2 separate regions of the Homo sapiens genome follow, and region 2 is linked to region 1. A link is a loop called in an ENCODE intact Hi-C map of the cell type or tissue named here. Cell type or tissue: dorsolateral prefrontal cortex. All regions are shown on one strand. Links, peaks and the distances in the headings refer to the core of each region. The heading gives the core; the rest is flanking DNA. Region 1 overlaps CIT (citron rho-interacting serine/threonine kinase). Region 2 has its middle 25 kb from the start of CIT.

Evidence for each region. A loop is a pair of places that touch in the nucleus more often than their neighbours do. Peaks named below come from ENCODE experiments on the same cell type or tissue, not always from the same donor. Only the 100,000 strongest peaks of a DNase experiment are listed, where the experiment ranks them.
Region 2: it touches region 1 in a loop (4-fold over the local background); 14 of 110 quality-filtered maps call a loop at or near these places.

The regions. Positions count from the first base shown.
Region 1 is chr12:119,801,915-119,807,296 of GRCh38, forward strand. It overlaps CIT (citron rho-interacting serine/threonine kinase), which reads right to left. Exons shown (of 48, transcript NM_001206999.2): 10 at 1,292-1,475. Among named protein-coding and RNA genes, the nearest start is that of CIT, 73 kb to the right of the region's middle. RefSeq lists an enhancer at 2,413-2,964. In dorsolateral prefrontal cortex, for the core only: CTCF peaks have their summits at 2,612 and 2,816; DNase peaks (open chromatin) are centred at 737, 1,597, 2,227 and 2,587; H3K4me3 peaks cover 2,861 bases; H3K27ac peaks cover 3,015 bases.
Region 2 is chr12:119,899,850-119,905,231 of GRCh38, forward strand. No RefSeq gene overlaps it. Among named protein-coding and RNA genes, the nearest start is that of CIT, 25 kb to the left of the region's middle. In dorsolateral prefrontal cortex, for the core only: a CTCF peak has its summit at 2,380 (motif pointing left); a DNase peak (open chromatin) is centred at 2,402.

The sequences.
Region 1 (5,382 bases), core at 308-5,307:
ACCACTTCAACATCTTGCAACATAAAAACCTCCCTCACATTCAATCACAGCCCACAACCTTATTTCGTATCAAATGCCCAATTCCCCACAACACTCTGAAATCTTTTCAGGAACGTTACTGTCAAAATAGCACCCATAGGGAGACACCATCCAGGAACCAACATAACATCCCTATAAATCGATATCTAAGCTACAAATACCACAAAGAGGGAAAGATGCTGCCAAGAAGAATATCAAATTCTGCTCGTCTCCTAAGTGGGCAGCAACTAACCCAACATTACCCTCTGAGAACCTGAAAGTGCAGGGACCAGGGTGGCTGGCAAATAACACCATCAGTCCAAGATCTTCTGGGGAACTCACTCCTCTGAAAACAGAATGTCATTGTATCATGAGAGAATGAGGCAAGATACTGACCTCCCACATCCACAGAAGCTACTGCATTTTACAGAAATTCCAGGAGGCTCCTGGAAGCCTCGACCCTCTAATTCCAAGTGCTCTGTTAATGCATTTTTCAATAGCTTTTATGAGAATGGAGAAAGACCTACCAGATCAAGAGGTTTACAGTGATATTTATATTTCCATTTTCTAGTCTCCTGGTTTTTTTTCCCCCTATGAAGCCCAGTTTCTGTGAATCAATGACTCGGCTACATCACACTCCCTCCTGGTGGCTCACAGTAACGGGGCTTTCTCTGGCTGCCAGCGCTCCACCAGCTCAGAGAGGCTCAGCTGCCAGATCCCTGATCTTGCAGCATACTTGGAGAGGAGCCGAGCACCATCTCTCTGTTAGAGCTCTGGTTCAGCCACTTGCAGCTCAGTTAAACCCATCAGGAAACCTCTAGCTTATGAGACAAGGTTTTTAGGATTCTTTATACAGCCAAGATAGCAACCCCCATCCACCCACTTGAGAGACAGATACATAGATGGTTAGATAGATGGGCAGCTCATCTTAACTCCTGCACATTTCTCCTTTGACCGGGGATCTGCACTGCTGGAAATCTCCCACTCTCTCCCCTTTAAAGAAGACCAAAGATTGGAAAACTAACCCAAAGTACCCAATTGACAATTATCATACCACAGACAGGAACAGGTACCTTACACACTGCAAAATGAGAATATTAACAGGCTACCCCCGCAAAGCCCTAACAGGTAGACTGCTTTCCCAATGCAGGTGACTAGCAGCTTCCCTCCACTGCACTCCCCCCACCTATTCCCCCACCCCCCCACCACCACCTTTGGCTCCAAAAGCCTTGCATCAATGCAGGTCCCTTTAGAAAGTCAAATTTTCACTTACTCAGATCTACCAAGAATCCCCAGTGCCTTGCTGTACGAAAACCCCACAAACGGCAGTTCTTCACCCGAGAAGCCTGAGGGGCTCAGCTGGCACGGAGAGGATGAAACCCACGAATTCTTCTCTGGTTCATCAAAATTGGAGGTGTCATCGTCAGACTTGAGGGTGGGAACGAAGGGGGGAGGAGCTGGTTAAAGAAAAACAAGAAAGGAGGCGGGGAGGAAAAAAAATTTCAGCCGGATTCAACACTGTTGCGGAGAAGATCGTCTTACTCCTTCGGCGCTGGCGATGGCACTGCAGCGCCTGCTTTCAATCTAGCTCGCAACCTCGGCTCCTACAGCAACAAGAGATTAACCCCTTCTCTGCCAACATGGCCACCAACCCGCAGACAGGCTGCCTTCCCGCCTGGGGTAAACTGAAGAGCAAACTCAAACAGGTCACTTGGGCCAACGAAAGCACTTGGGCCAACGAAAGCACTTGGGGAACTCGTGGGGAAGCCGCTCCTTCCTGCTGTTTCCAGAAGGCTCCTACAGAGCAGCTGCTGGCTAGTGCCAGGATGCTAGGAGACCTAAACCTATGGATTCCCTCCTCCAGACAGGTCTAAATTATTAATGATTAGCACTAATCGTTGAAATAAGATGGAACTTCTACATTTCGTGGATTAACCGGGATAAGAGGAAGGACCAGGAAAAGGGATGTGTGAGGTTCTGGAACTCCTGTTAGGATACCACTGCAGTCTACTTCATTCATACCCGGACAAGTCGACTCCGAGATCTTATTAACCACTTTTTTTTTTTTTTAGTTCATTATGCATCTTCCCCAGCGCAATCATGCCCATCAAATCCACTGCAGTTTAATCAGCATAATGAAGCACCAGCCAAATAAAGTTCCTACCGGTGATCTACAGCACCCCTGCGCGCTGACGGTGGGAATGCACGGATGGACATATGCGGCTCCTACCTCCTCAGGGCTTCACTCCCGGCTGGGGGCGTGTTACATCCTCTCCACTTCCTCCGACCTACTAAGCGCTCTCGGTCTGGGAGGTGGACACTCGTCCATCAGTCACCAGGAGGCTGCCCATCGCGGTGGGCTCCCGGGGGTGTCCCCCGCCAGAAACGTTACCATGGTTGCAAGCTGAGGCGTCCGTGGCGGGCCAGCCAGGCGAGTTAGAGCCGAGCATCACATCCCCCGCAGTGCAGGCTGCATGCTCCCGGCTCCGTGCGTGCGTGCTCTGGCTGGAACCCCACCTGGCTGCCGCCTGCCTGCCAGGGGCCAGTGCTGATCCCAGTGACAGAGCAGCATGAGTCACTGCCCGCCAGGGCTCGCTAGAGCTCCCCCTAGGACAGTTGTCACAGCCCTTCACAGCCCAGACTTCTTTTTAACTCCTCGTTTTCTGGACAAAGCTGGGTGCCAGATATGAGCAGCAAGCAGTCTGTTTTCTGCTTACAGACTCCAAAAAAATCTGGCTGTTTCCAAAGTTCCCCGATGACAACAACATCCAAGTGGCGCTGGGAAGTAATTGGAGCAGGAAAGGGATGTGGAGGGGAGAGGAGATGAAGCCAGAGGTCTGGCTGTTCCTGAGAAGTACAAAAGAACATTCCCAGAGCTTCAGGTACATTGAGATGAGGTGGGAGAGTGAGGAAGATTTAAGATGTAAAATGTGCACTACCAGAAAATTATTTAACACCTCCAGTCTCTCAAGAGAATTTAAATCTTCCCTGTTAGTGTCAGAATCTACTTGCTTAATACTTTAAAAATTAGCTGATGGAAAGAAAAATTAGATTGAACACTTCAGCCCACATCCCATGTGTACTTCCATCAACACAGGCTCAAATCCAATCTGGTTTCAATTATCCGGTACCTTTTTTAATAGCAAAAAAAAAAGTTTTAATGGAAATTGTATTTCATAAGGATCAAAAACAGAAGTTTTCCTTCCTGAAATAAGGAAACTCAGATAAAGACTGAGGAAATTTATGGAGAGAGATTTGCAGATGATACTAATATGGAAGCAAAGTGGTTAATGGCAATTGTTCTGGAATCTCAGTTCAAATCCCAGCTCCACCACTTACTAGTTCTGTGACACTGGGTAAGTCACTTAACCTCTCTGAACCTCAGTTTTCAACATGGCAATATCTATTTCAATGGACTATTAGGAGGTTTAAATAAAATAATCCATATAAAAGTGTTTACCACAGTTCTTAGCATACAGTAATCACTCCACAAATATGACCTGCTATTATTGCTACTGCTCACAGGAATTGCATGCTTAGGAGAGAACCTGCAGGTCTTGAAAGCTAGTGACATAGAGCAGAATCTGTACTGAATGTTCATCTTTCCTGCACAGGGCAGAGACACATCCATGTGGATGTTTGTGTTAATCATATCATTTAATTCCTAGCAGAACTTTATAATTCCTTTCCACTATATACTAATTTATCTTTAGGAGACCAAAATAGAATTCCATTTCTGAGTGAGAAGTATAATTAATGGAGAGTAAAAGCCACCCTCAGTGAAATAATTATGATTTTGAAATCCTGTACTATAAAATAAGATTCATCTATAAAACTCTTGCCATGCTCAAAGCCAGCTTAATGCGGTTAAGATTAGAAAAAGGGGCAGATAATCTTCAAGTTAAAAGGAAGAAGAAGTAGGCCAGGCACAGTGGCTCATGCCTGTAATCCCAGCACCTTGGGAGGGCGAGGCAGGTGGATCACCTGAGGTCAGGAGTTCAAGGCCAGCCTGGCCAACATGGTAAAACCCCATCTCTATTAAAAATACAAAAAAATTAGCCAGATGTGATGGTGCATGCCTGTAGTCCCAGCTACTTGGGAGGCTGAGGCAAGAGAATCGCTTGAACCTGGGAGGTGGAGGTTGCAGTGAGCCAAGATCGTGCCACTGCACTCCAGCCTGGGGAACAAGAGCGAAACACCATCTCAAAAAAAAAAAAAAAAAAAAAAAAGGAAAGAGAAGTCAATGTGAAATATACTAGCTGGTAACAGGTAAGATATTCACAGCAAAGATTAAAAGCTAGGGATATAAACCTCTAGACAGCTAGTCGGTCAAGTACAACAGGAAAGTTTGAAAAGAAGGGCTTCTTAGGGCCACATTCAGGCAGAGGAAAAAGCCACAGCCTTAAGCCAAAAAGAAGTGGGGGAACTGGAAATATTCTGCCACCCAGAAAGTGATGAGATGTTTACCCTTGTCCAGGGCCCTTCAGTGGGAAGGAAATAAAGCAGATAGAAAGAAGCAGTAACCTCAGGTAGAGTGTCCACATTTACAGTATCCTGTTACAATTCAAGAAATTAACATGACTACTGGTCCAGGATCACTGAGCCCTTGGAGCACTGGCAGATGCAAGTGGAGAACAACTTGTAGGGGTGTTTTTGCAACCCAGGGCACACAGGATTTTCTCCCCACCCCACCCCCACCCCAACAACCTCCTTCCAATCCCTACCAGAAATAAATTCACAATTAAAAAGTAAAAATCAACAACTACACCTTACGGGTGCAACAACAGATACAAGAAATGGGAGAATTAGCCCTCCAAAAACTGCAGATAAAAGAACAATCTAAAATGAGCCATGAAACAAATTTTTATTATCAAGGTAAATTAGTAGAAATTCTTATCAAAGAACATGACACTTTGAAAAAGAACCAGGTACATTTGAAAGGAACCAAACTGAACTTCCATAAATAAAAAGTCTTGTTCTTGAATTTAAGGTTAAAAATTCACTGAATATGTTAAATAGCAGACTAGATACAGCTGAAGAGAAACTTAGTGAACTAGCAGTTAGATCTGAGGGAATCACATAGAACCTTGATACTTAAGCTATGGTCTACACACTGGCATTATCACCACCACTCAGGAGCTGGTTAGAATTTAATTCTCTAAGAATCTCAGGCCCTGCCCCATACCCATGGAATCAGAACCTACGTTGTAACAAGGTCCCCAGGTGATTCATGTGCACACCACAGTTCAAGAAGCATTTGTGTACAATGCAACACACAGAGACAAAGAGACGGAAAACATGAGAGGTCAAAAGACAAAGACAGAATGAGAAGATCCAATATACATCTAATGGGGCACAGAAAGA
Region 2 (5,382 bases), core at 226-5,225, 98 kb after region 1:
TTTTGATTATAGGCTTTTACATCCAACTGCAAGTTAGCTAATAAAATGTCAGGAGCAGCTTTCTTAGCCAAGAACAAATATCAGAGGGCATAGCTTTATTAATATTTTTTTCTTTTTTTTTTTTTTTTTAGATGGAGTCTTACTTGTTGCCCAGGCTGGAGAGCAGCGGCGCGATCTCGGCTCACTGCAACCTCCACCACCCAGGTTCAAGTGATTCTCCTGCCTCAGCCTCCCAAGTAGCTGGGATTACAGACACATGGCACCACACCTGGCTAACTTTTGTTTTTTGTTTGTTTGTTTTGTTTGTTTGTTTGTTTTGAGACGGAGTCTCTCTCTGTCGCCCAGGCTGGAGTGCAGTGGCACGATCTTGGCTCACTGCAAGCTCCGCCTCCCAGGTTCACGCCCATTCTCCTGCCTCAGCCTCCTGAGTAGCTGGGACTACAGGTGCCGGCCTAATTTTTTGTGTTTTTAGTAGAGACGGGGTTTCACCATGTTAGCCAGGATAGTCTCGATCTCCTGACCTCGTGATCCACCCGCCTCAGCCTCCCAAAGTGCTGGGATTACAGGCGTGAGCCACCGCGCCGGGCCTGTATTTTTTTTTTCAGTAGAGACGGAGTTTCACCATGTTGGCCAGCTATTTATTTATTTTTATTGTGGTAAAATATACACAGCATAATTTTTTCATTTAACTATTCTTTATTTTTTTACTTTTATTTTTGAGACGGAGTCTCGCTCTGTCACCCAGGCTGGAGTGCAGTGGCGCGACCTCGGCTCACTGCAACCTCCGCCTCCCGGGTTCAAGCGATTCTCCTGCCTCAGCCTCCCGAGTGGCTGGGATTACAGGCCGGCGCCACCACACCCAGCTAATTTTTGTATTTTTTGTATAGACATTAGTTTTGCCAGGCTGGTCTGGAACTCTGACTTCAGATGATCTGCCAGCCTCGGCCTCCCAAAGTGCTGGGATTACAGGCGTGAGCCACTGTGCCTGGCCTATTTAACTATTCTTTAGCATACAGTTCAGTAGCATTAAGTACATTCATAACGTGCAATGAATCATGATCACTGCCTATTTTCAGAACTTTGTCATCATCCCAAACAAACTCTGTACCTATTAAACTACATCTTTTCATTTTCCCTCGGCAACATCCGTTCTGCTTTCTGTTTTTTTGTTGTTGTTGTTGTTGTTTTTGTTTGTTTTTTAAACTGAGTCTCCCTCTCACTCTGTCACCCAGGATGGAGTGCAATGTCACAATCTTGGCTCACTGCAACCTGTAACTCCTGGGTTCAAGTGATTCTCCTGCCTCAGCCTCCCAAGTAGCTGGGATTATAGGCGTGCACCAGCACCCCTGGCTAATTTTTGTATTTTTAGTAGAGACAGGGTTTCACCATGTTGGCCAGGCTGGTCTCGAACTCCTGACCTCAAGTGATCTGCCCGCCTCGGCCTCCCAAAGTGCTGAGATTACAGTCGTGAGCCACCGCACCCAGCCTCTGCTTTCTTAACCTCTATTCTACTTTCTGTATCTATGAATTTGCCCATTTTAGGCACCTCATATAAGTGGAATGATATCATACAGCAGCCCTTCGTGCCTGGCTGATTTCGCTTAGCATGTTTTCAAGGTTCATCCATGTTGTAACATGTATTAGGACTTCATTCCATGTATGACTGAATAATATTCCATTGCATGTATATGCCACATGTTGTTTATCCATTCATCTGTTCATAAACACGTGGGTTGCTTCTGTTTTCTGAAAGAATGTTGGTGTACAAATATCTGAGTCCCTGCTTTCCATTCTTTGGGGTATATTTACATACGTAGGAGTGGATCATACGTCACTTCTGTTTCCTTTTTGAAGAACCACCAAACTGTTTCTCAAAGTGGCTGCACCATTTGAAATTCCCACCACTAACGAATCAGGGCTTCAAATTCTCCACACTCTAACCAACACTTAAATTATTTTCCATTTTATATATATATAAAACAATAAATATAAATAATATATAATATAATTACATTATATAATAATATATTATAAATTATATATTTTATATATTATAAATAATATATATTTTTCCATTTAATATCTATATTATATTATATATAATAGCCATCCTAATAGGGATGAAGTGGCATTTCATTGTGTCTTTTTAATTTCCTTGTTTAGCAATGTAAATTTTTCCTATGGAATGTAAGCAATTTTCTAGATCACATTCATTCCACACTACCTAATGAGCACCTGTACTTCTCTTCCAAATAGCCTTTTTAGAGTCCTGCCCTGGAAATTACTTCCGTTAGTTGCTTCCTTATCTTTAAACCATCTAAAGCACCATTGCTTGGTTTAGCATTTTACCTCCTCGAAGCAGAAGCGCTATCTAGTGGCCCAATAGAGTAGCTGCAGGGGCAGCCCCCATTTTCACTAGTGCCTGTCTTAGTAACAAGGTCCTTGATATGCTTTATCTGGTGCTGCTGATCTGGCAGTGCCATGAAAGTCGACATCCAAGTCTGACTCAGAGAGGGATGTCTCTACAAAGATGAGATAGATGGGCTTTCGCCCCAAATGACAATGTCTTCTCTGGTCTTAATTGCACCATTCCTAAAACAGGGATGATAGAAATACAGTTGACATTGTAAAAGCAACTGGTTAAATATTATGTCCAAAAAAACCCCCAATTTATTATTTTTCCAGTCTCTTCCTTCAACCATTCTCTATGGAACCTTCCTTTTCCACCCTTAAGAGACATCCCTAGCAAACGCTGTGGCTTTCATGTCCTCAACTTTCCCAAAGTGCCCCCACCCCACCCCCTTTATTTGAGATACGATCTTGCTCTGTTGCCCAAGTTGGAATGCAGCAGTGTGATCACAGCTCACTGCAGCCTCGACCTCCCAAAGCTCAAACAATTCTCTCCTCTCAGCCTCCCGAGTAGCTGGGACTACAGGCACACGCCACCACTCCTAGCTAATTTTTAAATATTTTTTGTAGAGGTGGGATCTCCCTTTGTTATCCAGGCTGATCTAGAACTCCTGGGTTCAAGCGATCCTCCTGCCTTGGCCTCCCAAAGTGCTGGGATTACAGGCATGAGCCATTGCCCCAGCCCCAAAGGCTCTGATAGTGTGTCTGATGCATCATCTCCTACTCCCCTCCCCGATAAGCCCAGCTTTGGAGTGGGGGGAAAGAATGATCTGTGGGGAGTGGTCTGCTCTCACATGCTTGCCCCACCCTCCTTCGTTCAAAGCTCCTCTGATGCTTGGGGCAGAGACTAGAAATAAAGGAAAAGGGCCACACCTTGTACAATTTTCTGACATAGGAAATGGACTCTTGCTTGGACTTTTCCAATTACCCTTCTCTCAGCTAAGCTCCAGGGAGTCCACTTAATTCATTCTTGTCCCACCCAACATCAGGAGTTCAAGCTTTCTCATTTCGCCTCCTCTCTCTGTCTCTCTACCCCTGTACCCCAACCATCTGCCTCCCGTTTTTCTCCCTTTCCTCAGAGATTACACGTATAAGAAAAAGGAGTATCACTCTTAGAAAAGGAGATCACAGCCCGGGAAGGCTGAGGCAGGAGGATTGCCTGAGTCCAGGAGTTGGAGACCAGCCTGTGCAACAAAGTGAGACCATCTACCCGACCCCACCTTCTCTACAAAAAAATTAAGAATTAGCCAGGTGGGGTGGCGTGCACTTGTAGACCAGGCATTCCAAATGATAGCCCAATATAAGATGAATGCACATACACACAAAATCAATAGCTTTCCATTACACTAGTAACAACCATTGAGCTAATGTTAAAGAGAAATTATTCTCCTCCAGTAACAACAAACTATCCAGTTCCTAGAAATCAACACAATAAGAAAAGGGCAAGGGGTTCATAAAGAAAACCGCAAAGCTTGACTACAGACTTACAAACAAGGCCTGAGTAAGAAAAGACAGGGATGATCTGTTCCTAAATAAGAAGTGCCAATGTTGTAAGATTCCTTTTCTTCCCAATTTAACATAAAAAGGAAAAGCAGAATAAATAAATGGTGGTGTATCCATACAGTGCAGTTCTACTCAACATTAAGAAGGTATGTGCGGCCAGGCACGGTGGCTCATGCCTGTAATCCTAGCACTTTGGGAGGCCAAGGCAGGCGGATCACCCGAGATTAGGAGTTCGAGACCAGCCTGGCCAACATGGTGAAGCCCCATCTCTACTAAAAATACAAAAATTAGCTGGGCGTGGTGGTGCACGCCTGTAATCCTAGCTACTCAGGAGGCTGAGGCAGAAGAATCACATAAACCCTGGAGGTGCAGATTGCAGTGAGCTAAGATCGTGCCACTGTACTCCAGCCTGGGTGACAGAGTGAGACTCTGTCTCAAAAAAAAAAAAAAAAAAAGAAGGTATGTACTATTGATACAAACAATACAATAAATGAAAATAAGTGAATCTCAAAACCATTAGGCTGAGTGAAAGAAGCCAGATTCAGAAGAGAGCACAAAACCGAAGGCAGTGGCTCATGCTTGTAATCCCACCACTTTGGGAGGCCAAGGCAGGAGGATTGCTTGAGCCCAGGAGTTTGAGACTAGCATGGGCAATATTGTGAGACCCCGTATCTACAAAAAATAAAATAAAAATTAGCTGGGCATGGTGGCATGCACTTGTAGTCCCAGCTACTCGGGAGGCTGAGATAGGAGGATCCCTTGGGCCTGGGAGGTTGAGGTTGCAGTAAGCTATGATCACACCACTGCACTCCAGCCTGAGTACCAAAGTGAGACTCTGTCTCAAAAAAACAACAGCAACAAACAACAAAAGAATACATGCTGTATGATTGCATTTATATAAAATTCTAGAGAGGGGAAAAAATGACGGCAGCTAGAGTTGGGGATGAAGGTAAGGATTAATTGCAAAAGGATCTCCAGGGGTCTAACAAGAATGTTCTATAGCTTAATTGCATTGGCGGTGACATGGCGTATACATTTGTCAAAACTCATCTAAATATAGCCCTAAAATGGTGCATTTTATTGTATGTAAATTATGGCTCAATAAAGTGGGAAAAAATAAAATGTAATTCAAATTGAAATGTGGGCAGGCATAGTTGCTCATGCCTGTAATCCCAGCACTTTGGGAGGCTGAGGTGGGCAGATCACCTGGGGTCAGGAGTTCGAGACCAGCCTGACCAACATGCAGAAACCCCATCTCTACTAAAAAATACAAAAATTACTTGGGCATGGTAGCTCATGCCTGTAGTCCCAGCTACTCAGGAGGTGGAGGCATGAGAATCGCTTGAACCCGGGAGCTGGAGGTTGCAGTGAGCCAAGATCGTACCACTGCACTCCAGCCTGGGCAACAGAGTGAGACACTATCTCAATTAAAAAAAAAAAAAATGGCCAGGCTCAGTGGCTCAAGCCTGT